Regions from separate parts of the Homo sapiens genome. Here region 2 is linked to region 1. A link is a loop called in an ENCODE intact Hi-C map of the cell type or tissue named here. Cell type or tissue: ovary. All regions are shown on one strand. Links, peaks and the distances in the headings refer to the core of each region. The heading gives the core; the rest is flanking DNA. Region 1 overlaps CMSS1 (cms1 ribosomal small subunit homolog). Region 2 overlaps CMSS1 (cms1 ribosomal small subunit homolog).

What was found. A loop is a pair of places that touch in the nucleus more often than their neighbours do. Peaks named below come from ENCODE experiments on the same cell type or tissue, not always from the same donor. Only the 100,000 strongest peaks of a DNase experiment are listed, where the experiment ranks them.
Region 2: it touches region 1 in a loop (8-fold over the local background); 16 of 110 quality-filtered maps call a loop at or near these places.

What each region holds. Positions count from the first base shown.
Region 1 is chr3:99,867,424-99,883,890 of GRCh38, reverse strand. The region is part of intron 1 of CMSS1 (cms1 ribosomal small subunit homolog); the gene reads right to left. The region is part of intron 4 of FILIP1L (filamin A interacting protein 1 like); the gene reads left to right. The region is part of intron 1 of LOC105374010 (a long non-coding RNA gene); the gene reads right to left. Among named protein-coding and RNA genes, the nearest start is that of HP09053, 52 kb to the right of the region's middle. RefSeq lists an enhancer at 5,552-5,846 and silencers at 7,412-7,881, 15,452-15,746. In ovary, for the core only: a CTCF peak has its summit at 7,701; a DNase peak (open chromatin) is centred at 7,710; H3K4me3 peaks cover 4,613 bases; H3K27ac peaks cover 5,129 bases.
Region 2 is chr3:99,934,067-99,950,533 of GRCh38, reverse strand. The region is part of intron 1 of CMSS1 (cms1 ribosomal small subunit homolog); the gene reads right to left. The region is part of intron 1 of FILIP1L (filamin A interacting protein 1 like); the gene reads left to right. The region is part of intron 1 of LOC105374010 (a long non-coding RNA gene); the gene reads right to left. Among named protein-coding and RNA genes, the nearest start is that of MIR3921, 22 kb to the left of the region's middle. RefSeq lists a silencer at 1,122-1,322. In ovary, for the core only: no CTCF peak of the experiment used is centred there; no DNase peak of the experiment used is centred there; H3K27ac peaks cover 1,159 bases.

The DNA of each region.
Region 1 (16,467 bases), core at 3,805-11,804:
CATCATTCCCTAGCTCTGTGATCTTAGACAAATTACCTAACCTCTCTGTTCCTCAGTTATCTATCCCATAGGGTTATTATGTGGATTAAAGTTGTTACTATTTGTAAAGCGTGTAGTGTCTGACATCAATTAAACATTAAATGTGTCACCTATTATTGTTTTTGTTATTATTATAACAATGAAGTCATACAAACAAAACCAGTATAGAAGTGATTATCCTAGATTATCACAGAAGCAGTACATGATGACAACATTTGGGTGTGCAGTTGTTCATTAGAAGACTGATGATCAGTAAGCTCTTTGACTCAACAGTGTGATATGGTTGTCTAAAATGGTAAGAAAATCTGTTTATACAACACCCCCCAGCCAACACACACATTCACATAGCCTATAAAAGGGGAGGATAACTCTGATAATGCTGAAATAATCATGATGAAATAATCTGTTCATTCTAAGCACCAACCTTTTGGACACAGGGTGTGAAAAGACTAAAATGATATAATATAGGAATAACTGAAGACTCAAGACAAACTTTTCAAATATTTAAAAGACTTTTATGTCAAAGCAACGCATTTATTCAACATGGTGTCATGGAAAGATGAAGAACAATGAGTGGAAGTTAGAAGCAGCCAGTTCTCAGTTTGGAATGGAATGGACTTGCTGGGGAAGTAAAAAATCTCTGGAGCTGTTCGGCACTGATTAATAACAACTAGACTGTGCATGTACCAATTCTTAGATAAAACACTGAAGTTTTGAGAGATAATTCAATCTAAGCGTAGACACAAGACTTTTGACATATCTTCCAAACCTGCATTTTATGATGTAGACTGGATGCTTAGTGACATAAATTATAATAGAATTTCTCATGTACAGAACCCCCAATTGGCAAGCATGCAAGATAATGGTGTTACATGATAACACAGAAATTTATATTAAAAGTTCAGACATCTCCATTAGGGTTTTGACATGTGGCCAATCTTAGTGGCCTGAGATGATAAGCAGCAATCTATAAATCTCCAATTTAAAACAAATGCAACAAAAGAAAACATTTCTAATCCATAAAGTAGACAACTAGCTCATTAATGTTCCAAATTAGTTTTGCAGTTAGTATAAGCTAGGTAAATTACTCAATTATTAATTGGGATTTCAGATACTAATCACACTGTTTGTGCCATTTTTTCATGTTTCCCAAAAGAAACATTCAGTCCCAGAAAACACAGTGACTGGGTCACCAATTTACTGTGTGACCTTGGGGCAAGTCCCTTAACCTCTCTGAGCTCCAGTTATCTCATCTATTTAAAAATGGGAACAGAGAGTGGCAATAAGAAGATCAGATGTTTTCTAAGGCCTCTTATACCCTAAAATATGATTTTATGAAAGGATCATTCTTCTTAATAAAACTCTAAGCACACCTTTTACTCTTAATTTGTTCATTTTTCTCAGTGAATACATTTCCAGCCATTATATGAGGAAGTGGAAGATTTAGTCTTACCACCACCACTGACTGCTTATATGAGACAGTTTTATTTTGTCCTTCTAGAGTCTGGAAGAAGTTGCCAGACAAAAGGAAAGGATTTTACAATTAGAAGCCACCTTCATATCAAGCAATTAACTACATAAATAATGGACAAAGCAGAATTTGGAACCGAAAGGGACGTTTTAAAATGTAATTTTCATAAAAATAATCTTAGAAGAAATAGTTTTACTCTTATTTTTTTACTTCCTGGATGCTTTATTTTCTCAGGCTTTCTAGGACCATTTCAATGAGTCTTGAAGTTTATAATTAAAATTTATGCTCAGGAATTGCTCTATTTGAGTTCCAAAGATAAAAGAAAACATATAAATCCAATTTACCTAACTGTTCTACTCTTAGTTGGTCAACTATTCCAAAGACATCCTAAACTATTCCAATGACTTCAAACTAACAAAACTTGTTCAATTGTACTTTGAATCCACAGGTCTTTCTCTGCAAATACTTACCCTGAAATCAAGCTCCACATCTACATGGGAAAATCTGTCAGTGGTTTCTTTAAAAATGTATTACTTAAAAAAGAAATGGGTCAGTCACGGTGGCTCACGCCTATAATCCCAGCACTTTGGAAGGCCGAGGCGGGCAGATCACCTGAAGTCAGGAGTTCGAGACCAGCCTGGCCAACATGGTGAAACCCCGTCTTTACTAAAAATACAAAAATTAGCCAGGCGTGGTAGCACACATGTATAATCCCAGCTACTAGGGAGGCTGAGGCAGGAGAACTGTCTGAACCCAGGAGTCGGAGGTTGCAGTGAGCCGAGCTTGCACTACTGCACTCCAATCTGGGCAACAGAGTGAGACTGTGTCTCAAAAAAAAAAAAAGAGAGAGAGAGATGGGCTACAAATTATATGACAAGGTCCCTTTAAAAAATGGACTGAACAAAGCACTGAGAACAATCTGTACTGGCAAGGGACAGGGAAGATGACCTAATAGGTCTTTTCCGTCTCTAATTTCTGTGATTTGGGGGTTTTTTTTCACTTCTGCAGTAATACTTGTGAGTTCAACATTTTCTCAAAACTATTATTAGTTACCAAGGAAACACAAAATGTTTGTAGGAATAAATAAGCAAATGGACTGGACCTAAGTAACAGACTTTTCCTGCTTCCCATTTAATAATCTTACAGTGGCGTCACATTACCAATTCTTCATTCTTTCTAAGTCATTCTACTTACCTACTAGTATGCTCACTAGAGTCCATAGCCAACTTATGGCATCCCCTGTAAACCAAGGGTAGGAAGTCTCTTACCAACAGATGATTCCTTATTAAATAGACTTCCTTGCTTTGTTTGATGAGGAACAAGACCGTGGCAATGTTAGGGGGCCAACAGGCAGTAGTTGGCTTTGTGACCACCAATGCTAGGGAGAATATGTAAACATGCGCTTTTAAATAGCCCAATGTCTACAGAAAAGCCACTAACATGATTCAGAAATATATAATAAAGGCAAAAAGAAACATAATATACATACACATATACATACACATACAGGGTCCATCCACACTACGAAAATGATGCTTTATAAATGCTTAGAAAAAGACTAAAAGAAACACAGTACATTGAATTGTTAATAGTTGGCAGTATTCATGTGGTAGGACTACATGTAAAATTTTTTACTTTTATGCATTTTCCAAATTATGAAGGGTGCCTATTAATTTTAAAATAAAAAAAATTTTAAATTAATTTTAAAACAAAAAAATTTTAAATTAATTTTAAAACCACAAAATATCATCATTTTAATGTTTTAATAACAAAGGACTTCCCATTCCCTAGCATCACATGGACACTACTACTGTAATCACTTCTCAAGGTACATATGTCACTGTTCTAGAGTCATAGTCAGCTGAAGTATGAGCAGAATAATTGGAAGCCTTCTGGAAACTCTGCGGACCATATATAGGCCTGGGACCAGAGATTCAGGCTACAGATAAAAGTAAAGAGGGTCTATATATATAGACCTGCAGTTCATATATATATTCAGTTACTGCAGTTTATATGTATATTAAGGTCTGCTGGTTAAAGGCTCTTTTAAGTACAGTTTAAGTGCGGAGATATGGTATATTTCATGTGGGTATCTACATGTACAGAGCCAGACAGGTGGCACCCAAAGAACTGAAAGAAGAGTGAAAGAAGAGTGAAGAAATGAGGTTGATTAGAAAAATGATTGTCTAGGGCATGGAGAGAAGGTTCTTTTACCACAGACATCCCCTTTGGCTCCACATTCACAGTTGCCTACAGGTCCCTTCAGCCTTCGTCCTAAGTTGTGTAGCAGCAGAGGAGAAGGGATCGGAGAGTAGAAGCACAGGATCGGATCCATGGCAAGGTTATCCAGTGCTCAGTGGCAAAGCTGCTTTGCAAGAAGGCTGTGGGTAAGGTGGTAGAAGGTAGCGTGGGGTGCAATAAACACCGAAAGCTCATATTCTGGCCAATCCAACTGTAGTCTGAAGCAATGCAGGACCATGGAACTATACCTCTCCCTATGCAATCCTGGGTCTGTTCCCACTCTGTTCAGCTTCTTATACAGGACCAGGTCCATAAGACCAGGTCTTATACAGGTCTTGCTGTTTTTCTTTGTACATGACAGTGTTTCCATATATACTATCTCACAGAGGCAAAGAAGCAAACATGTCATATACAAAGTTAGCATTACCATCTCATAGCTCAAAGCAGAGCTCCTAGGGAGCAGAGCGTACCAACTGCTTAAATGACCAAAGGACCAGCAATGAAAATTTTGGGTAGCTGCAAGAAACATCCTATTAATTACTGCTTCTTTGGCACTTACTATACTTGGATGACTGAAAGACATGACCAGTCAAAAGAAGAAACAAAGGCAGGGAGAGAAGACATGAAAGAAAATAAGAGCAGTTACTTCAAAAAGAGGAACTGGCTTGATGTGATTAGCAGTATATTAATGGTATTTTTTAAAAGTTAAATAATGATGATGTTGTAATTATGGTCAGTAGCAACTGACTTCACTAATAACACCTGTTAATGTGGTCATTGTCATGGCCTCCTGACAATTAGCTCGAACCAGGGAAACTGGTGATATTAAGCTGTCTTTGACATAATATAATATGGCTAAATCTAGTTGGTATCTCCTTGTTTCTTGCCTTGTTACCTACAAACCCCTTCTCCCGCATTAGAAAGCAATGAACTTGGTAGAAAAATTTCTTTGTATCATTTCTAAATAACAGTTTAAAGCTAGTGCTGATTTAGATCATAAACTCAGATTACTAATTGTAGAAAGGACCTTGGTGTCTAGGTATGCTTATTTGTAGTAAATTCCTGATTAAAAAATGAAAAGAAAGTCACAAAAGTAATTGGACAGAACAAGGTTAGGAAGTAAAACTCTCTCATCCAATTTTGAGGCACAGTGATCATAACTCTACTATTTTCACAAATGAAACCAAGAGAATTTCACAAATGAAGAAAATTTCAGAAACCAAGAGAATAAAAATTACATCTCAGAAAGAATTTTGGTTGAAAGAGGGAAGGAAATAAAAGTCTACTCATCTACTTATGTGGCCAATGGCGCACAATGCCAACAGCTGGTTGGAGTTTGCAATACACCACCCAGGGTACTCTTGTATCAGTTAAAGGTCCTGCTCCCTCAAAACCCTTGACTTTCGTTTGAAGTGAAATGGTGATGATATTCTAATTTTACTAGAACAAGATACGTTGCTGCCACCTTCCAGAAAACTGTCAGTAAATCCACAAATCCACAAAAAAGAGGATGAGTCTTGGCTTTCCCAGTTCAAGATTCAGTCTAGAAAATAAACAGAAACTTCTCAGTTAAATCTGAACACTCCTTTACCAAACATACCTCTGAGAGATTCTGAACAAACTATTAGGAGAAGACAAGACTATTTATGTAGAAGAAGGCTATATATGTAAGACTATATATGTAGAAGGCTATATATGTAAACATTGCTTTAAATCCCTGTATCATTACTTTAGTAGCGGTGTGACCTTGGTCAAGCCACTTTAGCCTTCTAAATGTCTTTATCTGAAAAGAATGGATCATATCACATCAAAATGTGTTGTGAAGATTAAATGATGAAATGCTTGTAGAGCACTAAGTATGGTGGTAGGTATGATCTAAAAGCTCAACAAATGAGGGCTATTAATATTGGTTCCTGAAGACAGTGGTCACATAACTATGACCTCACTTGGAAAGCTGAGTCATAGCTGGGTCAAGAGACTGATGTTTCAGGAGTAACACATTAGTAATGTAACCAGGCAAGTAGTGTACCAGGCAAGGGCATACAAGGAGTAGAAGCCCTAATCCTCTTTCCTCTATTCTTCAGAATATAGCTAAAGAAAAGGAGGAAATAATACTAACATATTTCATGGGAACCAGCAAGTCAAAAGAATGAAAATAAATGCAAAACTTGAGTATGGATATGTGAGAAAGAAACAAATGGTAGTGTTAAATGTTAGGAAACATATTTGCCTATCAGAGGGAAAAAGATGCAAAACAAGCTACAAAACTGTTAGCTTTGGGGTAAAAGTATGCTATCAGTTTGGGGCTGAGATTCAGGTGTTTATGCATCATACAACTTTCATAAAAGTCATTTAATCTCATTTGTAATAAAAAATGCAGCATAAAAGTCTCAAAAAGGATATTTAATAAGTATGAGGTAAGCACAGGAGACTAAAAAGATTACAATGCAATTCACAAGTATAGGGCAGAAGAGTTAAAACCAACAAAACTACAAACTCAACATCCAAAATGTTAGTACACAATTGCAAATCAAATATTAAATTTTAAGTTCGGCTGAAGAGTATGTGTAATTCACATCTCTTAGTATACTGTATATGAAAAGCAAGAGTGAGTTTACTTTAGGTTTCTCAGTAGGTACTTAGAGTGATCTAGAATAATGATAAAGTGAACTCCCAATTTAGTGAAGAGGACATACATTTAATGTTGTGCCCTGCATCTTTATTCCACACCATTTCCACTAACAACTCTGCAAACATCCTTTCTCCACTCCACACTAAGAAAATGAAGCGAGCAGACTATTTTCGTCATTCTTGTTTGACAAAACATATGGAAACAATAATTCTACAGACATATGTACATCATAATAGGAAGCAATCCTATTTTAATGTAATTTTAAAAGAGGTTTTAAAAGGACTCAAGCTACTAAAATTACTCATCTGAAGCTTGCAAATAAGAATGCCACGTCCCTAATTTATTTAGCAGATTCATATAGTTGGGCTAGAACTTTAGGTATGACTTCTCTTATAATTCGGAGGTGAATTCTCATTCACAAGAAGTAGGATTTGTACAAGTAAATCTACCCCATACTAGAGGATAATATTCTTAATTCAATCACATTTGGCTAATTTCTTTTTTCTTCACGTGGTTATTTTTGGCTTTATTTTGTTTGCCGGTAGAAGAGAACAAACATTAAAACTGGCTCTAAAGTTCTAATTTTATACATTGTCTTGAAAGTACAGCACAAAACATTTAATTTCTTTAAAAATTTTTTCCCTGCCAAAAAATGATAGTTTTAACTGCTTTCGTTAAAACACAGGCATGCAGAAATGGGGAAAGAGGAAGTTCTTTCAGGAAAAACACTGAAAAAAATAAGATTTCATCTGGCCTTTCCATCATCACTTGAAGAATTGTTTGGTAGTTACATCATCAGGAAATAAAACACCATCCTCTGAGGACCCCTACTCATTACAAAGAGGAAAGAGAAGGTTTGAAGTCTAAATCACCCCCAGAGATGTCTCCACAAAACCCCAGACTTCTCCTTTCCCTCTCCCGCCTACCCCCAGCAACCAAAAATAAAAAGTATAATGAATTTACAAAAGTTTACATAAGAATAACAGGATGTGTATTGAAGTCCCTGAAGCAACAACAGCTTTAGGGACCCAGAGGGAAAAAAGTTACAAGCGGATCGACCCTGCCTCCCAATGACTTTGTTAGCCCGACAGGAGGGCGCCGGCGCCCCGGCCCACCGGCCCACCACTCATTCCCTCCGCTGGGAGCCGGGAACCACGGTCCGTTCACACGGCCGGAACATCCGCGGGAGCTGGGGTGTGTGGCTGCGCCGCCGCCGCGGCCGAGGGTCCCGCGGTCACCGGCGCCCCCGCCGACAGCGCCGCACACGCGGAGCGCCTTATAAGGCAGAACAGTGACGTAACGCCCATAGGCCGGGCGCGCTCAGCGCCCCGCTCGCATTGTTCGGGCGACTCTCGGAGCGCGCACAGTCGGCTCGCAGCGCGGCACTACAGCGGCCCCGGCCCGGCCCCCGCCCGGCCCCGGCGCAGGCAGTTCAGGTAAGCCCGGGAGAGCAACTTCGCTCCACCAAGGGGCACTGCTGTCAGACAGCCAGGTAGCAAGTCTGTGGGTGGCTGTTAAAGCTGTCTCAGCATCACAAACTGCAGACAGGTTTCGCAAAGCGCATCCAATGAATTCTAGGTTCAAAACCGTTTCCAACTCACACAAAACTTGAAAGTAGAAGTTTTCTCTGGAGGAGAAAACAGATTAGAGATTTAATTTTAAATGTTGAGAGGTGGGAGGTGACTGTATTACATACGCTTTCCAAGTGAGCTACACATTGAATCCTGCCCATATTGAGAAATCTTTGGGGAAAGGGTGGGGGAGACTATATTGTACTGCAGCAACCCTATCTCTCCTCCGGACTCAAACTCGCTTGTCTTACATGAGCAGAATGCGAAAATTTGTTAGTGCCAGGTTTTCCCCTCTTTTTGTAAATGTTAATATAAACGACTAGAAAAACACTGTTAGGAATACATCTTGGAATTAAGACGAATCTAACTTAAAAAGTAAAATCTTTTTAAGCTTCAAAAAATCGTACAAACGCTATTTTGTCGTAAAAGCATATGTCAATTTGTACAAGGAAGTAACTATCATAGTTTTGAGTTCTAACTTTCTGCTTCAAGTCCAGGCATTGGAAAAATGACAAACCTCACTTACAGCTATCATTTCTAGAGTAATATTTTGGATAGTAGTATATTATGTAAAAAATGCCAATTTAAAAGGTAAAACTTATAGAGTAACTGTATTAATCAGTAACATTTTAAACCATAATTAGTTACATCTAAATCCTGAAGAGGCTATTGCTACCAATGAACTCTTACAGTATGATAACTGAACACTTGGCAGAAAAATCTCCATAATATTTTACTTCATTTTTTCCAACTAAAAGTCAACGTAGGAATTAAAAATAAAAAGGTTATGTCAACTTTAGAACACTGGAATAGGAGATGAAAAATTGATTCATCATTCAATCCTTATCTGGTCTAAACATATATTGTAAAATAAAACTTTAACAACTATGTGACAGAATTGTCCCTTTTAAAACAGTCTCTATGTTTTATAAGTATATACAATTCAAACTCAGAATTCATAGGCTGCCATTTATATTTACTCTGAGATTTTAAAATGCTGGCATTTTAGTTGGCACTAAAATGACCATATAAGATAACTGTTTGGAGGTACAGTAAAAGTTTAACAGAGGAGCAGAGCACTATAACCACTGAGGTGTATGTGTGTGTTACAAACTCATGTTTTTATATTTAATTGTCAGAAGAAAATGTCAGATCCCAGATTTTATCATTGAAACACAGCATTTAAAAAATACTCAAAATGTGGGTTATATCTGTATATTTCTAATAATTTCTGTTGGATGGTTTTTAAAAGTATATGACATTGGTGCCTATCATTTTTGCCTCATAGCAGTTTTTTTGTTTTTGCTAATTTTGTTTGGAGCAATGCACGACTTTGGTTTTCATATTTTAAAAGAAAAATTATATGTTATTTGGCCTGAGGATAGGCTATATAAACTGCAGGTTAGTACTGAGAAGTAGGATTTTCCACAAACTATTATTTCAAACCTAGGGAAGCCCACCATAATGAGAAGAGCGGGGCCAACACCCATGTCACTGTGGAGAAGTACAGAATATGCAATGGAAGAGTTGTTTATCTGATATAAGCGGTAATTGGAAACTGAAAAATTCCTGCTCTGGAAAAAAGATATTCTGCTCTTCTGAATCTAACAGAGGAAGAGACAAACAGAAACCATCAATTATTGTTTCAGGTATACCCAGAGTACCATCTGTACCATAAACTACAACTCAACTGTTGAAAATCATAACTTCCATCAAAATTCTAACAGCTGTGTTTCCCAGTGTCTTTTATTTTTTTAAAGCAGGCAAGCATCGATTTTTTAAAATTTAAAAATAACACTCTTTAATATTCCACACTTTTTCCCATTTATTAACTTTAAAGCATGGTTCAAAGAACAATCACATAAGACCTCTTTTAAAACTGAAAGCTAAGTATGACTTATCATGGATACCCTATCTCACACTGGGCTCTTTGGATGAGCAATTTCTTAGTCCTTGGGACAATCTGTATGATGGGAAAATGTTTTTGATAGAATGAATGTGAATTTCTACACTTCCAAATAAAGCACATAATAATTTTATGCTTAGTAAGTTCATTTGCACTTTTGTGGTGATTAACCTTAACTGTTAAGCCCTGGTATTTTTGTGCTATTTTCCTAATGCTGTGATGGAGACTATAGTAACAGCCAGTATGAAAACACAAATCAAGCCTTGACTTAATTTTCCGGTTCTCTTGCAGTTCCCATTAATTTGCCTTCTCAAAAGGCTGTAAATTTTGTTTAAGGGTTCTCTGCTGTAATTTCCCCTCCAAAAAAGTGCCTTTGGTAATAAATGGATTTTGAGATTTAAGAAAAAAAACTGAAAATGTAGGAGGAAGAATAAGATTCCAATAATTCTGCTTAGGTCATGTTCTGTCCATGTCTAGTGCTTCAGGGCAAAGTGAACATTTTACAAGGTGAATAGAAAAAAAACATACAGCCCCTCCTATTTAAAGGAAAAAGGAAGAGGGGCAAGAAGAGAACTGTTTATAAAAGACTGGATATTGTGGATGTAAGGCAATATTGGTCTCAACCTGCTTCAGGAACTGAAATGGCCCCATCTGTTGTTCACAGAGCCTGTCATCTTTGAAAAATCTAATACACCCTACCTTATCTGTTGGACATATTAATTTTAAACGATTTTAAGGTCCATTTAATTTGTATTTGACCATGAATTCAGCTTCAATTTAAACTGATTGTTTAGTTTTTGTAAATTATATTTAAATAAGGATTTAAAGATGAAGAGACACTGCATATGCAGCCAGCATCACAAACCTTCAAAGCAATATTTCTGTGGTTGCTGCTGTCATCACCACAACATTTTCTAGCCACCAACCCAGTCACTTATGCTTAAAGTGTGCTGCAATGACTTTTAGAACCTCCTATGGCTGGTCATTTTCTACTTAAAATGAGGTAGGACATTCATGTTTTGAGTCATTTTGTTAGGTACACTAATTCCTAGCAGATTATCACCAACACTTATCAGCCTTTGCACATCCCTCCTTTTTTTAAAAAAAAAAAAAGACTTGAGATTCTCCTTGACCTTCATCTGCACTAACATCGTCTCTGCCTGGGAAAGCTGGGCAAACAAAAATGGGAAGGCTTACCAAGGAAAGTCCCTGGTTTCTTTTTCAGATATGAGAAACACTCCCTCTTCATGCTTGTTCTCTGAGATGCTTTAGCAGATTAAGATAGGACAGCAGCAGTTTTAATTCTGAGCCCAAGAACGAGAACACATTAGCAGTATTCTTTTTCCAGTCTGACCGTCCTCACATTTCTATGCTCTACTGGCTCCAAAATATGATAAATTGTTAAGTATAGAATTTTTTTTAAACAAGCTTGGGGAATGATGTGTTTGTGGGGGCAGGCAGGGGAGCAGTAGGGAGGTAAGTAGAGGAGTAGATAGGTAAGTGTATGATTGGGACAGACAGGATGCAGACATACCTCAACTCCTTGTGTCTGTTTATGATAACTACTTATTCTAGCCTAAAGGAGTTATTATCAGCAAAAGAAAGCATACATTACATCAGAACAGCAAACATTCAACTATGAATTTGAGAAGTACCTTGATAAGGTACTTGACTATATGGAAAATGGGATACCCCAGGCCCCACAGTCACACACACACACACACACACACACACACACACACACACACACACACACACACAGTCCTGGCACAGAATATCCACAGAATTTTACAGCTGGAAGGGGCAATGGAGGTCATCTGATCCAAATGCCTCACTTTACAGAAGAAACTGATGTCCACAGTGTGACTTGCCCCAGAGACACAGCTATGCAGAGGTAGGGCCAGGGCCCCCTGCATTCTTGGGCTACAGCTCACCAGTAGTTTTTCCTTAATTAGTGCTAGGAAGAGAGGAGAACAGAAGCCCCAGAAAAAGCCTCAGTACTGTAGGTGTTAATTTAGATATAAAATCCATTAAAAAAAGAAAGTAGAAAGGTTCAAAGTTCTTAAGTATAAGCAATAAAAAAGCAAAGGATAAGGAAGCATTGTGAAAATCAATACAATTTAATCAGGCTACAACAACAGAAGGGAGGTGATAAAGGGAGGAAAGAGAAAATAAAAAATAAGTGTATTTAAAGGTCCTCCGGCTGGCAAATCCCACTCTCTACTTGGAAGGTGAGAGGTGCCCTGGAAAGACTGTGTACTCTGTGGTCAAAGACATTTGGGTCTGAACCACTAACTTGACAAATGACCTTCTATTAGTATCTTCCAGCTAAGCATTTTGCACTCCTCAGACGTCCGCAGCTAGCAGGATCCCTTTCAAAATTCAAAGTGACTCAATGCCTTCAAAACAACCTCCCCCAAAACTGCAGAGGAAGTCACCTATGAAGGCTACAAGCTCCTGGTGGTACTTACCCTGCTTTATTTTCCTTCAAACTGTGCACTGTGATGTGACATTAAATTACTCATTAATGATTTATTTGCTTATTATCTGTCTCTTGGACTATAAACTCCTTCAGGGTCAGTTTTACAACCAGCTTTACCTCCAGTGCCTAGGAAAGTACCGAGGTACAATTAGTAGGTGTGTTGCTGGGACAGAAAAGGTGTTGGATAAATATATGAACAAATTACAACCTAGAAGCTGCTTATTTGATACAAAAAAAAAGTGTTTCTGCAAACAGTGGGCTGTGGAGGGCCCCTTCTTCTAGATTTTGTTTAGGAGCTGAAAACAAATCTCAGCCACTACTTAAAGCAACCATATGGAAGTGACTTACAGAAACCAGTTAGGCTCAGGTTAAGTCAAGGCAGTGAACTTAACTAGAAACCAAGTTAGGCTCAGCTTAAGTCAAGGCAGTGAAATCTGCTTTGTATGGCAGTGTATGTTATATAGGCAGACTAAGTCAGATGCTTTTCTGCCCATCTTCATCTACCTCAGTTTAATTCCCTCCCCAATAAAATGAGACTTTGTATACCTGGTGAAGGAGTATCAGGTGAGTCACCCGGGGGCATGGAATGGCCTTCAAGCAAAATATGGAAGAACACAGTGCAGTGGTTAATGAAGGGTGGACTCCTCTGAATTTCTCTAATCTCTGTGCCTCAGGTGAAGGCCTGGAAGATGCACTTACGGGGCACAAATGGCTTATCTTTGCCATGCAGCAGACTGCCTTTTCCCAAGCATGTACTTCATTCCAAAGTTTCTGTGGGTAAACCAGTGTATCTCCCAGATTTTACAGAAGAGTGATTTTTCTTTAATTTCAAAGTTACTCCAATGTCAACCTGTGAAGCTAGCCTAGGGCTTATAATTCTCCTCAGCAGTAGCAAACATTTACTGAGCTAAGCACAAGGCATGAAAACAGGCCCAGCAACTAAGTTCACCACACACCATACCATGTCACTAACCCAGCTATAGCTACTAGCATGGACTGGTACCACATTAATGACAAGGACTAAGATCACTAGCAGCTCTTGGACAACAACTTCAATTATGGTCCCATCCCTGCTCTATTTTAATTGACTGGTAATGCAATGAAGGTAGGAGAGATCAGCTACACATAAAAACTAAGTAAAGATAAACAATGTGGGAGAATGCTTATAAAAACTTCAACAGAATATAGTCAATGGCCAACCTTGCTGAATAGTGACACTGAATTGACAGGGATAAATGTTAGTGTCTCAACGGTGAGACTAAAAGAGTAAGAATAATGGGTGGATAAATCAGAGTTCTACTCTTCTTAGCTCTGCCATCCATTTACTGGGTGAGCCTCCTGTTCCCTTGGTTTCTACAAATTACAAAAAGGGAACAATGTCATCCACCCCAAGTATTTCTCAGTACTCAATAAAGATTGAATAATGAGCAATAACCCTCATGGGAACTCTGATCAAGTAGAGAAGAGACAATATAAAAATAAAAGCTACTGATTATATCACTACAGAGACAAATTAGCTAAAGAAAATGAGGGTAATTTGAGGGAAAGAGTCCACATGTAAATGGAGAAAAGATGAACACAGCTGTAGCACTTGGGCCTGTGAGAGCTCCAAATCACTGTATCTAAAGCAGCCTCAAGGCTGAGGTCAGTCCTCTAAGATGGGCTGCCCTGACAGAAGCAAATCTGCCAGATTTATTGTGTCTCATGGCCCACCAGTCCTGGAACAAAAGTTTAAAGGTGAAATATGTTTTTCTCTTTCTTTTTAAAATGCTTTTTTATGTGAATCAAAACAAAAACAAATCTCTGAGCAGAGATCATAAGTGGAATGTAAAACATCACATTTGGGCTCGCAAGACTTAAGTGTCTGCCTGTTAAATTTGAAGAAAAGGAAGGAGTTGCCTGGTCCAGGAGCCTAGAGAGAACATGAGAAAGTTGCTGGTTTCTTGCTGAAGACAAACACCCATTCAGTGAGATATTGTGGAAGTCCCTTAGTCTTAACTTGTTAGTCTGTTAATTGGGAATGGCAGAAGAAGTGAATTACTCTGTGGAATTTTGTGAAAATGAATCCACTGCTGCTAAAAGGAAAATTATCTACTTTTCAAACACTCATATTATTAAAATAAATACATTATGTTTGAAGTCGCATATTATTCTTGAGGCTTTCAAATAAAAGTGAGAGTAACTTTGCCAAGTGATTTGGGGCTCCACTAATCTCCCCCCAAATTCTGCCCCATAAAATTCTTTTTACAGTTCAATAAAATTCATTAGGCTGAACACAGATGCAAAGAATCACAGGCAAAGTTAAGATTCTCTGGCCAATTTTCCCCATCTGGACTTTAATTAAATTTGTCTCCAAGTGAATTCTTCTCTTCACTAAATGGTTCTCCTTCCAGAAGTGACAAGAACAAGAGGAACAAAACTCTACTTGTCCTTCTTCCATTCTAATAACAAGTCATTCTGAGAACTTTAGGTACCACTCAGCCTAAGGGATGGTTATACTCCCCTAGGAAGTGGTTCTTTTTACCTCTCTATCATTTGGTCAAGTATGCACAGAGTTCAACCCATATGAGGGATACAGAGGTATTATTCCTTTAAGGAGCTTACAGTTGGCTTAACGGCAAAAGTAATATACTAAAACAAATTAGAAAGCAGTACAAAATAATGTAGAATATTTAGGTAATAAAGCTGTAAGGGCTGTGGGGACTTAGAAAAGGAAAATCAGCCAGGGTTAGACAAGTTAAGAAACATTCATGGAAAAGATGGGAACTGAAATGTAAATGGAGATGACTGAATGCAGCATTCCAAAAAAGATGGCAGACTTATTCTTCAGAAGTCTATTATGAAAGGAGAACCTGAGGTTAAAAGACAAATAAGGCTTGTGCCAAGATCAGAGCACCCAAACTGTAAGTTTAAAAACCCATTATTTGGCCTTCAGAACAACCTGGACTTATGCAGAAAGGAAGGCAGCTTAAAGTAACATCACTTCTTAACCTGAAGCTTAAACGTGATGAAGCAGTTGGCACAGTGCCAAACCTATAGCAGCTACTGTTACTCTTCTGGTTATGCTAGTCTATCCATAGGGATGATGCTCCTTCATCATCTGGTGCTGCTGGGCTGACATATAGGGGGCTGTCTCAGGCCAAAGAGGAGGTCCTTTGTAGGATGCAGTCATGAAGAATTCCTGTTCTCAGACACCCAGCTGTGAAGTGGAGTAAAGGATTAAGCTTGTTGAAGATCTGTCTCTAGCGTGCCTAACCTTAGCCACTCTGTAAGGAGAGGTTACCCTTTACCTTGATTTCCCTGCTACAAGGCAGTCCCTCCTGTGAGAAACCCACAAGAACTTTCCTAAAAATGTCTTACTCATCTGAAGTAAGAAACAACTTCCTGAGCAGGTAAAGGACCGAAGAGAGCTGGTGACTGCAAAAGGCTTAAAAGCTAGTTTGGAATCTCCCTGTTTTACCATGCACCCACAAAAAACAAATCTGTAAGACAAATCTTTACAACCTGGGCTAAATGGCTTATATCAGATCCTAGCCACAAACAATAAAGAGTCTCTTTTGAAATTAACAGTCTAAATACTTTTTGCCTAGGTGTTAATTTTTCAGTTTAATTGTACTTTGAATTTAGTATAACATTTTAAGTACTTATTTGCTTTTACAGCATACTTACAACTTGTGAACTACAACAGACTCAAATAAATCTGAATCCCATGGAATTCCAATTACGGTTTTCCATTCTTTTGAACCATTGAGACTTGATGAGCCATAAAATCTCTTGACATGTGAATTTGTATACAGTGTTATATAGGAAAGAAGGGAGGAAAGGACTCTAAAGATTGTTGGGAGTATTTATTTTGTGGAACTGAGATTTGAGATTGCCAAAGGCTTTGTAGACCTTAGAGACAAAATTGCACTGCTCTTCCCATGTTGCAGCTAAGGTGACAAGCAGATGAGGTAAGGTCAGATAGTTAAGTCACTAGCAGATTTTGGTCCAACATTTCCTGTCCATCAGATATGTGGCTTTTCAATTGTTTAATACCTGGGGTTCTGCTTTCTTTGTTTTTAGCTGTGAATTAGTAAACTTTAAAAAGCGATGAATAGTGAAGCCAGAGCTTTTTTCAAAAAC
Region 2 (16,467 bases), core at 5,169-13,168, 65 kb before region 1:
AGGAAAGTCACCAGGGGAGACTAGTGAAAACGGAAGATAATATAAAGAAGTGAAAAAATCTCAGGAATAGGACATGTGCATCATGGCCCTGCCACTTATTAACTTTGTGGCTTTGGGCAACTTACTTAACTTTTCTAAGTTCTGATTTCCCTACCCATAGAAATAAGAATAATCAGGCATCCATCACAGAATTGTTAGGATTAAATGAGATGCTGTAAAAATTTCTAACATTTAGTAAGAGCTCTGGTATAACTATCATCCTTTTCCAGTAATATAGTCTATTTCCGATACATAGCATGGACACAGAGAAACCAGGGCAAGTGGCAAGAGAAAATATAGATAAGGAAGTAAATAAGAAAAAAGTCCTATCTACAGTTACAGTAGGTGGCTCCTTGTGCTTTATAAACTTTACCTACTTTTGTTCTCTAACCTAATGGTTCCAAGTGACTAAGTGACACCTTAAAATGACCTTGTCCCCAATCCTCCTTAGCAGGTAGCCAAAAATACATATAAAGTCGAAGGTAGAAGCATACCTTTGATTATGAAAGTAAAGGTTATTCTGGGAAATAATTAATGATATCCAAGAATATGTATAAAGCAGCAACAGAACAACTCAGCCTGATACCTCCCTAACACACACACAGCTGATTAAGAATGTCCTTGGTAATAATTGTGATGGATTTTAAGGAAAATATGAACAAATCAAAGAATTATTTCTACATGTAAGTCTCATTCTGATTCTCAGAACTTAGAAGACCAAAAAGTAAAAATTCTACTTTAGATACATAATGGCTAAAAGAACCACTACAAATATTTCATTGTGCAACTCTAATCACCTTTTAAGTGTTGTTGTACCTTTCTGATTAGGAAATTATAACATAAGCACCATGCACTTCTTTGTCTTTCTTAGGAAAATATTAAGTACTTTGAAATACAGCCATGTTAGTGCCCTGAGAAAGATTCCAAGGTTGCTATAGAATTGTTTGTTTTTCCTTCTTTCAACTGATAAAACGTACTGCGAGTAAAATTGCCTGTTGAAAGGTGGGACTATACGTGGAAGCACAGACAGTTATGCATTCCTGACTTCCTCAAGTAAAGAACTACTATACAACTGACTTTTTAGACAGAGCTGAAGAACAAAAATCCTAAGTATATTTAAATATTTAACCAAGAAGCCAGTTGCCAACTATGGAGGGTTTTATTTAAATTTAGCTTATTAAAAACAAACAAACTGAATCATACAAATATGTCAAAATAAAAATTGAGGAAACCAGCCTAAAGTTTTTTTGTAGGCCTAGCCTCAGCATTTTTAGAACCAGGAGGTTACAAGGCAAGTTTTTCTTTAGTTATAATCTTAACAATAAATCACTCTGGCTACTTGCTCACAGATTTTTGGGAACTTTATCCTGCTTTCACATTTATGAAATATTCCTCCCAATTTTTTTTGGAATTTACTCACCAAAATTTATGTCAGGTGGCATTCAACTAACAGCTGTATGCTAGGAAATAAAATGGCTAAAGGATTCTGGATATATCTTGAAAGAATTGGCCACATTTTTAAGACCACACAGTTATGCAAAAAGACCCCTCATAGTATGGATGTGTGCTGGTTACAGTGTGCAGTTTACAATGAGGGTGTCCAGTCTCTAAGTCCTGCTGAGAGGGAGTGGGGCAAATCAATCTCCAGATCCTTCCAACCCTGATGATGTCTTATGATTCTGAGGCTCTCTTCTTTCTTCTCTTTTTCTTTCCTTTCTCTTTTTCTTTCCTTCCTTCCTTTTCCTCTTTTTTCCTTTCCTTCCCTTCCACTTCCCTTTCCCTTCCTCTCCCTTTCTCTCTCCTTTCTCCTCTTCTTCTTCCTCTTTCCCTTCCCTTCCCCTCTTTCTTTCTCCCTCCTCCTCCTCCTTCCTCTCTCTCTCCCTTCCCCTCCCCTCTCTTTCTCTCTCCCTCCTTTCTTCTCCTTCGCCTTCTCCTTCTTCTCCCCCTCCCCCTCCCTTCCCCTCCCCCTTCTCAGGCTGAAGTGCAGTGATGATATAATCATGGCTCACTGTAACCTCCAATTCTTGGACTTAGGTGATCCTGATCCTTCTGCCTCAGCCTCACGAGTAGATGGGACTACAGGTGTGCATCACCCTACCGAGCTAATTTTTTTTCTTTCTTATTTTTACTTAATTTTTAAAAAATTTTTTAATTTTTTTATTTTTTTGGAGAGACAGTCTCACTATGTTGCTAAGGCTGATCTCAAACTCCGGGGCTCAAGTGATCGGGTGTGAGACACCATGCCTGGCCTGAGACTCTCTTTTCTAAACAAACTTTGGTTCTTCTCTCCATGTCCTATACCATGCAATGTTTTAGTTTTTGGTATACTGTTTGGTAACCATGTTTCTAATGCACTACTGTTAACTACTTATTTTTTGGACATAAGACAGCATTAAAATGATGACATACTCTATAAATCAGAAACAGAATGTTATAGCTTTAGAATAAAAAATACTTATTATCTTACCACCACCATTGTCTACACAGCTCTGCTTTTAATTTTGTTTGAAATATGCTCTACAGGTCTGATTCTCATATTTTTTATTCAAGTCTATATGATGAGGTAATCTGTAAATATAATAACAGCTTCCTCCATGAAAGGAAAAAATGTGCAAATAAATGTCCTATTGTTAAAGATGAATTATTTGGACAAATATTCTAAATTCTTATTTCATTTTCAAATTCTCAACTTTCAGGGCCTAGAAAGGTAGTATAGTGGTCTACCCCAGCAGTATACATGCCTTCTATTTTTCTTTTTACCTTATTAAAAGTATTCAAAACAATTTTATATTTTTATTTGGTAAGGGAAAAAGAATTTAGAGGGGAGGTAGAATAATGATTATGAGTTGCGATTAAATCCTGCAGCCACTGTCATCATGACTTTAAAACAACGAACAGATATTTTTCTCAGCCGAGGACAGTTCTCATGGACTCCTGCCAGTTTTGTGAAGTCCAGACAAAGTCAAGGTTCCTTTTTAGCTCTGGGTCCCTTCTGGATCCATAGGGAAAAGGCCACTAAGGTGAAGGGGGTGGGGCAGGAAGGACTGGAGAGTGGTTAACTAAATATCCAATAATAGGAGAATGGTTACATAAATAATGGCACCTCCATACAATGAAATACTATGTAGCTATCAAATATCATGGTATGGAAGATTTATGACAATAGCTAATGTTCCCTAAACAATATGTATAGTATAACAGATACAAAGATAAGAAAGTCTATGGGAAACTATACAAAAGGTCAAGGGTATAAATCTCTGCGTGGTTGAATTAAAGGTAAATTTTAAAAATTCTTTGTGCCTGCTTCCCCATTTTTCAGTGCTGAATATATTATTACTTTTTTTTTTTTTTTTTTTTGAGACAGAGTCTTGCTCTGTCGCCCAGGCTGGAGTGCAGTGGCACAATCTCAGCTCATTGCAACCTCTACCTCCCAGCTGCAAGTGATTCTCCCTGCCTCAGCCTCCCGAGTATCTGGGATTACAGGTGCCTGCCACCACGCCCCGCTAATTTTTGTATTTTTTTAGTAGAGGCGGGGTTTTGCCATGTTGGCCAGGCTGGTCTTGAACTCCAGACCTCAGGAGATCCGCCCACCTCTGTTAGCACCTGTGCAACAAATGACTGTATCCTTGATGGAGACAGTGCCTATTGGCAATTTGGTACTTTGTAGTATAGAGCCAGCAAATCACTACTTTAAATACTGCAGCCAACATACTGGAAGAAGCAGTCCCTACTAAAGGCTAAAAATAAGAATACTGTGGATTCAGGCCTCCAGATGTAGCCACCACCACGTTAAACTACAATCATCCCTCAAATACCTTCAAGTAATTATGATGTGCATGGTAACTTGTACTGAAGAGAGTGGGTTAGATGCATAAAGTCTTAACACTAAAAAAAATGGCATCATTTGCTTTTTTCAGATTAACAGTCTGTAAGACCAAATGCCTTCAGCCCATTCTTTAGCTGCAGCTACATCAACAGGGCAGTTCTGATACAGACATGAAATCATTTGTGTCAGAAAACACTACCAAAAGGTTCAATAATAAGAAAGCAGTCTTTTGTTTAGCAGCCACACAGAAAAGACCTTTGGATACTGCTTACACACCCTTTCTAGGATGAAAACTCCTTTTCCGTAACAAAAAATTTCCAAATTCTCCATTGATAGTTGTAGCTTTTTCTATTCATTGACTGAGTGAAGACATAGTTATAAAAGCCTATAACAAATTCAGAAAACTTTAAAGCAGCTTATAAGCTATCAATCACAATAGTATCCAGGGCTATTCTGAAGATGTAATAGACATACCCAATTTTTTAAAATGCTTTTGCTATATGGATTGCAGGGCCCCTTTTGTCAACTCTGAAAGCTCCCAGGAGTTCTGGGCTTACAGGTTGAGAATGACTATCATAAAGCATATATTATCTGATGAACCAAGACCATAATTTCAAGAACTTTATCTTTTTATTGGTTATTACTAGAAATACATCTACCAACTGTCTGTATGCACACACTCACAAAAGAGCTGCTAGGCAGAGGATATGAAAACAGCTATGAATGAGTTGCACGCTGTGGACACAAAAGCATGTGTGGCACTTCTAAGCCCAAGGGCTTCTCCCACTGGCTCTGTGACAAGAGGTTTCGCATAAGAGGTGGGAACGTGAGAGCCCTGACAGGGTTTCTCTTTTTAAAAAAATTGGGGTTAAAGTTGACTTCTCTTTCCTTATGAAGGCTTCCTGTGTCAACAGGCTGCCAGCCCCCAACCCCTAGCAAAAACAGTGGCTGCTCCTAAATGCCAAAATAATTGTCTGGGTTTTGCATGCTGAAATTGACTTGGCAGGCTCTCTACCTTGCAAGGAACACAAAGAGCTTAGTTTAGTCTGTGTGTAAATGCTTCATAATCATTGCTAAAACATCCAAAGCAACATGCTTAAGGGAGAGTAATGATTCTTTGTTTCCCTCCTTAATTGTAAGCTTCTGACATCCATTTATTTACTTACAGTTCCTAGCAGCAGCCACCCTCCTTAGTCAACACGCACTCTTGGCTGCCCTGGGTGCTTTCTAACAAAGGGCTATATGGAACCACACACAGTGGGTGGAACCCCCAAGCTCAATCTATCCCCATTACCACAGACCTCAGAGAGTCTGAGGTCCAGATCTACGCAACAAGGCTGGGAAGCAGTCTGGGTAAGCCAACCTCACCTCATGAGGGAGTATGGGGAAAGCACTCCTTCGTAGCGATGAGTGGGACTTTGGAAAGGGTGGAGATGGCCCTTCTTAGAGGAAGACATGAGAAGAAACCTTTTATCAGTCTGAAGAACCCAGGACTTAACCCGAACTCATAGGGTCTAGTCACAGCCACATGACCACCAAAAAGCATCAGGGAGAGCACAGCAGGGTGACTGCTTGTTCTGTGTATTTTCCTTGATGCTTTTTGATGATTCTTGATGATTTTTGACTTAAGCAGAGTCTAAAAGCTGTTATAAGCTCCTGCTTTATAACAACTCCCTCCCTACTGCCTAGAATGAGCCGAATAATGAACAGTAGTGAAGAAGCTTGAATTTAATTCACTCTGTGCCTTCATCGCAGATTTGACCAAACCTAGGCTTTTTCCCTTTCTCCCTGGTGATCTATGTTTTTTTCTCTTCTCACCACTTTGTGATGCAGGTCTTTGGTGAAAGATACTGGCTACTTTAATTTTATTGATATAGTCAGTGCTGCACCATAATTGCTGAGATGTCTCTCCCAACTTTACACAGATAATTCTTCCTAAAGAGAAGGAATTCAGGCATTAGAAAGTAGGCTTGCAAAGACTGGGTGGGCTCTGAAGCCAGTTTGAATTCCTGTTCTGCCACTTGCCAGTTCTGTGGCTTGGGGCAGATTAACTTAACCTCTTTAGGTTTCGGTTACTTTAACCCATAAAGTGCAGATGAATCAGAGTACTACCTTACAGGGTTGTTTTCAGTGCCTAACGATTTAGTGTGCACAAAGTGCCTTAGCATTGTGCCTGCAGACAGTAAATTTTGTGTTGCTGTTGTGTTAGAGGATTAAAAAAGTCTTGCTTGGTGGAGAGACAGACGTGACAGCCTGGGTGAGTATCCCCCTCTGAATCAGCAGCCTTTGTCATCTTTTTTGGAACAGCTGTAGCCAGCTTGGACCAAGAAGTCATTTCATGTTACGTCCCTCCAAACTGGCAGGATCATAGTTCCCTATCACCTCTCTACTAAACAACAAGCACTGGTTCTTGGCCAAATCCCAATTTCTTCAGCTTGCCAATCTCCATCTCAGTTAGGCACAAAATAACACACACTCTTAAAATACTTGTTTAGCACTGACTAGAAGAACTCCCTCCCTTTGGTGAGGTAGGGCCTGAGTAATGTACTCTCCTCATGATGCTAAAAATCCACTAGTTATTTTCTTATCTCATTTGATGTTCTAAGAGGGAAGGCATGTCTGCTGAACCAAGAGATAAAGTTGTATCATTATGACATCTCCATTAGGATAAGCTATGAGTTCCTATCATGTTCTAGGTACCAGGCACAGCATCTTGTATGTGTCATCTCTAATCCTCCCAATAACCCTATAAAACACTGAGCCCTGAAGAAATGAAGTAGTTTGACCCAATTTGGACAGCAGAAGTTGCGAGGGAAGTAAGATTATAACTCGGCCAGGCCGACTCCAGAGCCTATGCTCTTTCCCCTGCTGTCTACCATGCTGTTTATTACTGCTTTGCTTATATTTGGATTATAGAAAATAGACTGAAGCTCCAAGACACCAAAGATGTAATTTTTTTTTTTTTGAGACGGAGTCTCATTCTGTTGCCCAGGCTGGAGTGCAGTGGCGTGATCTCGGATCACTGCAACCTCCACCTCCCGGGTTCAAGCGATTCTCCTGCCTCAGCCTCCCGAGTAGCTGGGACTACAGGCGCATGCCACCACGCCCGGCTAATTTTTGTAATTTTAGTAGAGATGGGGTTTCACCATATTGGTCAGGCTGGTCTCAAACTCCTGACCTCAGATGATCCACCTGCCTTGGCCTCTCAAAGTTTTGGGATTACAGTCATGAGCCACCATACCCGGCAAGATTTAACATTTAACCAAAGTAGATGGAATATGAAAAATAAAAGCCCGGAGTTATTAATCCAAATGTGTAATGTTATTGAAGGTTTTATCTTATGAAGCTTATTCTGAAAAAGTGTCAGGGCTGACACATTTTGGAAATGTCTTCAAACCTCCTTTGAAGGCCACACACAAAAGCCAGTCCCATTATTTTAATGTCATAATTGGTTCTTTTGACCAAAATAGGCATGAGCTGACCACTAGATTCACTAGATTTGTTTTTAAGGAACCTGTTCTTGTTATCAGAAATTAAGTTCGCCTTTAAAGAAACAGGCTTTGCCCCAGCTGAGGGATATTTCAAAGCAGATGACTCCAAAAGTGGAGGTCCAAAGTTGTTCTAAGCAGTGGTAATGTTGTTAAAATGAGGTCACAGCAGCTCTTTGCCCCTTGAAATAATTCTCTCTTGGCTCCTGGGACATAGTTTACTCTCCTGTTTCTCTGTCTATGCCTGATACCCAAGCTTGGTGCCTTCCTTCTTCTTTTCTCCCCTTTCCCCCATGGCACTCTCTTTTTTTCTTTTAAGAAAATCACCTCTTGTTTTTCAGTTTTTTTTTTTGAGACAGAGTCACACTCTGTCGCCGAGGCTAGAGTGCAGTGGCACTGTGTCGGCTCACTGCAACCTCTGTCTCCTGGGTCCAAGCAATTCTCCTGCCTCAGCCTCCAGAGTAGCTGGGATTACAGGCATCCACCACCATGCCCGGCTAGTTATATTTTTAGTAGAGACGGGGTTTCACCATGTTGGCCAGGCTGGTCTTGAACTCCTGACCTCAGGTGATCCGCCCGCCTCGGTCTCCCAAAGGGCTGGGATTACAGGCGTGAGCCACGGCGACTGGCAAGGAAACCACTTCTTAAAATGTTTATGTATCCAATATGTGCCTAGTGCTTTCTTTCAAATCTTTTATTATGAACATTTCCAAATATACAAAATGTAGAAAGAAGAATAAAACCCATGTTCTCTTTACCCATCTTCAGAGATCCTCAATATTTTGCCATATTTATTTCACCTCTATCCCCTGCCATTATTTTTTTCTGGAGTATTTAAAAGTAAATCCCAGGAGAACATGTCATTTCACATTTAAATACCTCATTATGCATCTGGAAAAATAAAAAGCACATTCTTCACATAAACACAATGCCATTAACACATCTAATAAGATTAACAGTAACTTCTTTTTTTTTTTTTGAGATGGAGTCTTGGTCTCTCACCCAGGCTGGAGTGCAGTGGCACGATCTCGGCTCACTACAAAGCTCCACCTCCCAGGTTCACGCCATTCTCCTGCCTCAGGACTACAGGCGCCCACCACCATGCCCCACTAATTTTTTTGTATTTTTAGTAGAGATACAGTTTCACCGTGTTAGCCAGGATGGTCTAGATCTCCTGAAAACAGTAAATTCTTAATATCACCTAATTTATAGTTCACATTCAAATTTCCTTAGTCTTCTTTTCCCACCTCATGGATAATCAAACCAGCTGCTATCAAGGCAACATGCTATTGCATTGTTGATCAATTTCAAGGTTTTATCTCATTCATCCCCTTTTCTCTTCTGAAAAACACCTCACAAATATGAAAACAATATAATAGATAAATCAATATATTTTTTCCAAATTTTTTAACTTATTACAAATTACAAATATTTTCCTACATTATTAAATACTCCTTGAAAACTTGACTTTTTCTGGCTGCTTCACTGGCCACAGAATATGTGCACTGATATTCTATGATCCATATAATTATTCCCTATTATTTGTTGGATACATGGTTGTTTCATCTCCCTTATTATAAACAGCCCTGTGATGCATACCCACAGTTGACCTTTCTGCCCTCACTTTTCACCATTGAACACCTCCTGTGCTTCAGCATAGGCACAATTTGATATTCCCCACATACTGTGTTTTTCATCCACCTTCTACCTATACATATGGCCTGGGAACCCTTTTTCATTCTCCAAGATAAAGCTTATCTCTGAGATGGCTTTACTAAGGCCCTTTGGCAGAATTAGTCATTCTTTCTCAAATCCTTCCAAAACACTTTGTGCATTGAACATTATTTACAGTATTTCCTAGTATTTTGTATTTACTCGTGAACCTGTATTTCTACTATTAATATAATAAGCTGTGAGCTTTATAACACTTCAGTTTTTTCATCAGTAGATTGAAGAGAATAATATCAACTCCGTGTGTCTAAAAAAAAAAGACGTAAGGAATAGGAAGAATGAATCGTATTATTTGGCAAAAACAGAAGCTTTAGAAAAGTTAGTTTCCCTCTCTTCCCCTAAAAAGAGAAAGTGCAAATGTTTCAGACTAAACTTATATGCTTCAGAGGCAAGAAGTTATTAAACTTTCTGCCAGTTATAGGAAGATAAATGGAGTATACCTGAGATGCTGGGAAAGGGGAGCCAAATGGCTTAGAAGTTAGGGGTAGCCCAAGGCGCTTTAAGAGTTGCAACATCTTCTCTACAACAACCCATCTCTATTCTAGTCACAGTTCCTTAGATGAAAGAAAGGGAAGACCTCACGTTGGAATGTAAAGATGGAAACTCTTGACCTCCTCTGAATCACCTGTTTACCTCAAGGTCCTTATTAGGCTGGGTTGGCCTAGGCAAGAGGAGGCCAAAAGGCACTCAGGGTGATCTATTGTTACCTAAAAGGTGAGGAAGATGGTTCACAAAAATAAAAATTTGTAGGAAATTTCGGGTTCTCTGAAAGGTGCATTTTTATCTTTTAGGATTCACATCTTCCTAGAGCTGGAGGAAACAGGGGTTGGCCTATGAACAAGAAGTGATACAATGGAAAGAACAACAGAGATGTAGGCAAGAGACCTGCCTTCTGGTGTTGGCTCAGGGCATGACCATAGGCACATCAGTTAACCTTGCTGGGATTTGGTTACAGTGTAAGGGGATTGGACAAAACTGGCTCCAAGGTCCAAACGGACAAAAATTCAAAGAAAATAGAAAGGTTAAGTGACTGGCTCATTATCACTGTATTTCTAAGAAAAACCAGAGCATGAAGTTGGAAGAAATATGGAAAGTGATGTAGTTTGAAAACTGTTAAAAGAATCATATGATTTTCAAGAGCTCTGATCTAGGGTTGGAAGTGTGGCATTTAAAAATGCATTTAAACCTAACTTGGACTACATAAAAATAATTTCCTTTTTCTGCTGTATTCCACAAAGATCTGGAAAACATTCTCAGCCCTGTTTCAACCTTAAATGAGAAAAGAATCTTTAAAGAGTCACTGATTTGTAATGGAAAACTTGGATAAATCACTATTTATACTTGAAGATTTTTATATTTCTTTTTGTCCTTTCTTCACAACACACAGCTAAGAAAAGCCATGATGTAAGTCTGCCCTACTGGACCTCATCAGTGGTTGTTTATTCTGTATCTACAGCCCAGCAGCTTCTCTGACTGCAGCACGTAGAAAACAAGAAACCAAAGAACACTTCCAAACTAAAAAGAGAGTAAATGTCAATTAATTTAGCATGAGCATAGAGAAAAAAAAGTCAGAATACCTAGCTTTTTATCTGTGGTCCACTGTTTGTAAACTAAAATTATTGAAGATTCCTGAATCTTGCAGACGAGGAATCTGCAAACTGGGGAAATAATACCCTGTCTCCTGATGTATCAAGAAACATGCATGTGAAAGGTATCATTACAAGCATTCACCTGATAAGCTAAACTGGAAGAAGTTTTCATTAAACACCTACTATCAAATTTTTGGATCCATACTTAAAATTCCAACTGGAACCACTATCAGAAAAGCTGCTAAGATCTTCCCTGAGTATATACCTTCACCAATTCACTGCTTTAGTTGTGTTTAATATCTGGGAAATTATACCCAATTCCATGCATATCTTTAAGAAAGACCCTGGGCTGAAGGGGCACAATCAAAATGTGTTTGTGAGTTGTGGGTGGAGGAGACTGAAACTAGGTGGTGTAAGAAATGAATAAAGAAACTGAGTGTTTCATTTGGAATAAAGAAGAATAGAGTCCTTTCGGTTAAAGGACTACACTGTGGCAAGAAGAGTAGCTTGGCTTGCTTTAGTTCTGGAGGCAGAACCAGGATACACGAACTAAAGTTCCTGGGAGCTGGATTTCAGCTCACAACAAGGAAGCACTTTTGGACACTCACAGGCATATAACAAGTGAGCAGGTGATGATGGAAAATACTAAGTGCCTGATACTATGGGTGATGGATGAGAGACTACTGCACCACCTTCTGAAGCTCTTATTTGATTTTCTCTCTGTGGCTTTGACTTTCTCTTAGGACTTAGAATCCTTGGGAATATGAACCTGAATCATACATCCCCACTTTCCAATCCCTTGTCTAAAGACTTGTCTATGCCCTACAAGGAAAAATATCACTAAGAAAATGTTTCAATGATTTTTACTGAAAATGGGAGAAAAAAGATAACGGAGGCCAATTACTAAATTAGGTTATCTTGTTTTCAATTGTCTTTTTTTAGCCATCAGATAGCTTTACTGCAGCTGGCTGAGTTTAGTGTCTTCAAATGTGGGTGAGTAGGGCAATAAAAGGAAACTTTTTTTTTTTGAAAGACCACATAAAATACCCAACAGGATTTTTTCCCCTAATCTGGCCATGTGAGCACAACCTGGCTGTTCTGCAACTGAGCGCTATTAACATCTATTTATAGCCACTATTTTCATAGATGAATCACATTTACCATAAGTCAGTTAATATTAAAGGGGCCAACCAGCTCTGCTGAGAACCCCATAATCTTAATACATCTCTTTCCATTCTTTCAGGGAACTAAATCTTAGCTTAAAGGTTCTGTGTAAAGATAGGGGGAAATGCAAGTGCAAATGTAAAGATAGCAGACAGTCTGCCCTCTAAACTCAGCAAAGTATGGGGTGTTAAATATATTCAAATTTAAAGCCTTGGATCACTCCCAGCTTTGTTCCTTGGCCATGAGTGTCGTACAGTTAGCACAGACTCACTCCGTGTTATGCAGTCTTCTTGCCATCAAAACAAACAATTTATGTCTAAAATTTCCCACTACACTAAGTTTAAATGACTGCCTTAATAAAATGTTACATGCTTAAAAACAGAACTAATGATGGTTAATGGTGCTGTCAAATTAAAAAATAGTGTAGTGCATACTCAGTTCATTTCATGCATGTGAGGGTGTCTGTGAGAGGGCTGGGGGTGAGGGATAGCAGATCAGGGTATTTATGATCGAAAGTTTACAAAATTCAGTGAAATTAAATGGAGATTTCCAGTAAGTTACGTGGATCTAACATTTCTTCCCCACCCAGCACGAGTGTGCATGCACGCGCGCGCGCGCGCGCACACACACACACACACACACACACTTCCTGAGCCTTTTGCAGGCACCAGTGCTGCCCTGAAATTGATATTAATTTATTTGTCTTTGCTATCTCTTATGAGAGTCTCCACCTTAATTCACCTTTACCAACTCCCTTCCTACAGGTTTTCTGTTTTTTTCATTTACTTCAGGCTAAAATTCTTTAAGATAAATAAGATAAATGAACTGAAGCACTTAAAACAGTGCCTGGCATGTGGTAAGAGGTCTATACACAGCTACTTCAGTAGATTCTCAGTACCCTTTTTCTAATTTCTAGCCAGTGGTTTGCAAATGAATCATCTTTACCATGAGGCAGCTCCTATTCAGAGCCAACCAGCTCTGCTGAGGACTGCATGATTCAATCACTCAATAAATCCCTGCTGAGGTCCAACTCTGTAGGACATGGGGATACACACATTAACAACAGGGGCCCTGTGCTAACCAAATATGAATAATAAACCCATTAGCAAGTACCATTATCTCCATTTTACATTTAAAGGCTCACTGACGCCCAAGGCCACAGAGCTAACATGTTGGAGCTGTGATTTAAGACCAGTTCTATTTGATTCCACAATCTCATACTCTTTCTATTAAGACATGTCTCCTGCCACTTCAATATGACAGCAGTGGTTGAGAAAAGCACATGAAAATTTAAAAATACATAGTTTTTGCACATAAACAATATATGAAAACAGAACATCTTTATTGAATAGACTCAAAGGCTAGGGGTTTGTGAATTTATGTTACTCACATTTTTGTATAATTTTGGATACTCAGAATTCAACAAATTGGAGATTGGTCCACATATGAAAATAAGCTAGGCTGGGCATGGTGGCTCATACCTGTAATCCCAGCACTTTGGGAGGCTGAGGCGGGTGGATCACCTGTGGTCAGGAGTTCGAGACCAGCCTGGCCAACATGGTGAAACTCCATCTCTACTAAAAATACAAAAAAATTAGCCACATGATGGCAGGCGCCTGTAATCCCAGCTACTTGGGAGGCTGAGGCAGGAAAATTGCTTGAACTCTGGAGGCAGAGGTTGCAGTGACCCGAGATCACGCCACTGCACTCCAGCCTGAGTAACAAGAGCAAAACTCCGTCTCAAAAAAAGAAAAGAAAGAAAAGAAAATAAGCTAGTTAAAACAAAATTGCGTAGCACAATACTTGACATAGTAGGGCTTCATTTCATAAATGTTTGTTGAATAAATTAATGTTAAACCAGGATTTTTCCTTTACTATGTATATCTTTTTATAAAAGCTAAGTAGATACAGCATAGTGATTTAGTAGGCTCTGGAGCCAGACTGCCTAAATTAGGGCCTGACTCTGACTCTGCCACTTTTTAGCAGTGTGACCTTTGGCAAGTGATTTAAAAAGGCTTCAAGCGGGCTGGGCGCAGGTGGCTCATGCCTGTAATCCCTGCATTTTGGGAGGCCGAGGCAGGCAGATCACAAGGTCAAGATCAAGACCATCCTGGCCAACACTGTGAAATTCCACCTCTAGTAAAAATACAAAAATTAGCTGGGTGTGGTGGTGCGCGCCTGTAGTCCCAGCTACTTGGGAGGCTGAGGCAGGAGAATTGCTTGAACCCAGGAGGTGGAGGTTGCAGTGAGCCGAGATCGTGCCACTGCACTCTAGCCTGGGCGACAGTGTGAGATGCTGTCACAAAAAAAAAAAAAAAAAAAAAAAAGGCTTCAAGCTTCAGTTCCTTCCTCTGCAAAATAAATGAGTTAATCAAAGGAAGGCATTTAGAATGGGCTTGTATATGATAAGTAATGAATACATGTTAGCTACCATTATTACTATTATTTTCTTTCTCTAAATTGGAGTAGTTTTGCTTGGCTACCTCGATACCATATTAAATGACCAAGACCAAAAATGATTTCTTTTTTGAGGCTTTTCACTTACTTGATACAAGCAAAAATATCCTCTAGTCACATCCACAATTCTAAAACAAAAATGAGTAAGAAAATGAAGACTAAAAAGTATGTCTAAGTAGCACCTAACTATGTAGAGTAATTTTTAATATACAACATTAATAAAGAATGATTTTTAAAATTTAAATTTTATAATAAGTAATTGGCTGAGGGGCTGCTGGAGGAAGGTAATGAGTAGAATAGACTTCTATTTACATTTGGCCATTTCCTGCAAATAAATTAAGTAAATAATTACAAACTCTCTTCTAGTCCTCTTGCATGGACACATCCTTACCAAGATACACCATGATTTCAACTAACTTAAGCCCAAGTAAAACTGACTAAAGGAACTACATAGGAAAACAAAGCAGGATCTACTTCTCACTGCCAACTGCACTGTATTTGTATCCATAGATACAAGACAACAGAGAGTCCCAGAATTCTAAAGCGGGAAATCCCGGGACTTCAAAGATCATCCAGTCTCAGGTCCTAACCCTGCTATCACGGGATCCATCAGGGGGTGAGGAACAGGGTAGAGGTCAAAGGAAACAATCCTTGGTCCTTGTTCCAGCCTGAGTGATCTCATGGGACAACCTATCCCAGTATTCTCATTTTATAAGCAACAACACAGACCCTGGCTAATTAAAGGCAGAGCTGGGATCAGAGGCTGGGTTTCCTGATTCCCAGCCTACACTCCTGAAGGTTATCGTTCTAGGGTTATGACAGTCACAGATAACAACACATTAGGCTGTGTTAAACTGACAACTAAGCAGGTTTTTTTCCCTTGTAAACTCACTAGGTACTAGGTCAGCACTTCATGAAGAGTAAAGTATCATTATTTGGCATACACAAAAAGCAACTTTCCTTTTTTTTTTTTTGGTACCCTGAAAATCCCAAACCACTGTTGCTATTACAAAATTTTTCTTTACCCTAGTATGCACCCCTGGGCCAAGCACAGATGCATTAAAAATTTGCCAAGAGAAACAATGAAGTCACTGATAATACAAAGCATGAGAGTATCATGAAATTCATGTCTTTGTTTTCTTCCTCTAGATACTTAATTATTTCTCATTACTGATCATTTTGTGGTTATTGGCAGAGGGGCAAGGAAACTCCACCACTGTAAACATGTAGAGACACATGCTCCTCAGTAGACCAGAAGTCTGCATATGATGGGTCTGTTCACAAATCCAATGTGAACACCACTTCATTAATCAGTGAGAATGTTGATGCTACTATCCCCAGCCTCCAAAGAGAATTGGTGGTCTCAGTAAAACTCTAATCTCTTTAGAAGAATAACAAACACAGTATAAAAATGTTTCAGGTCATTCCTTTTTTTACCACTTATGAATATCATCACTGGCAAATGATCTATGTTCTCCTACCAGATTTCATCTAACCCACTTTAAGAGTGAGGTGAGGAAGCTAGAATGTATACAGAGCTCCATTCAGTCTTCTGTTGCAGCTCAGGGCTGCCTTAAGCTAAAAGGGCACTACTTATGAACAATGTTTAGCAAATTACCCTGCTAAATAAAAGCTTACATTATCTTGGTATTCTGGAAGGGATATCCTAGATTAAGTTGATGAGGGCAGAGAAATTCTCATTGATTAGCAGCAGGATACAAGTTGATTCTTATCAGTAGACTATTGTTCCACACAGGACTATGTGGGCAAGAGGAAAACATAGGAATTCATCATGTAAAATGAAAAAAACAAAAACCAAACCCTATGTACTTCCAGGAAATGAAAAGAAGTAAAGAACCAAATATATTTCGCTCCTCTTTTAAACTAGACTTTTATTAGATTTTCACAGAAATCTGAATCTGTGGGTGTGGTGAACTTTTTCAAAGATGGCTGCAGTTAATTCCTTCCATTCCTTTGCAATGTGGCCTTGTATCTTCTTCCATGTAGAGGTGTAATCTATTTCCTCAATCTTGAATCTGGGCTGACATTGTGACATTCTTTCACAAATGAGATGTTGGGAGCTTCAACTCTCACGTTCTTGGAATGTTATCCTGAGACCACCATGTGGGGAAGCCTGGTCTAGCTTCTTGTAAGTTGAGAGTCACATACAGCT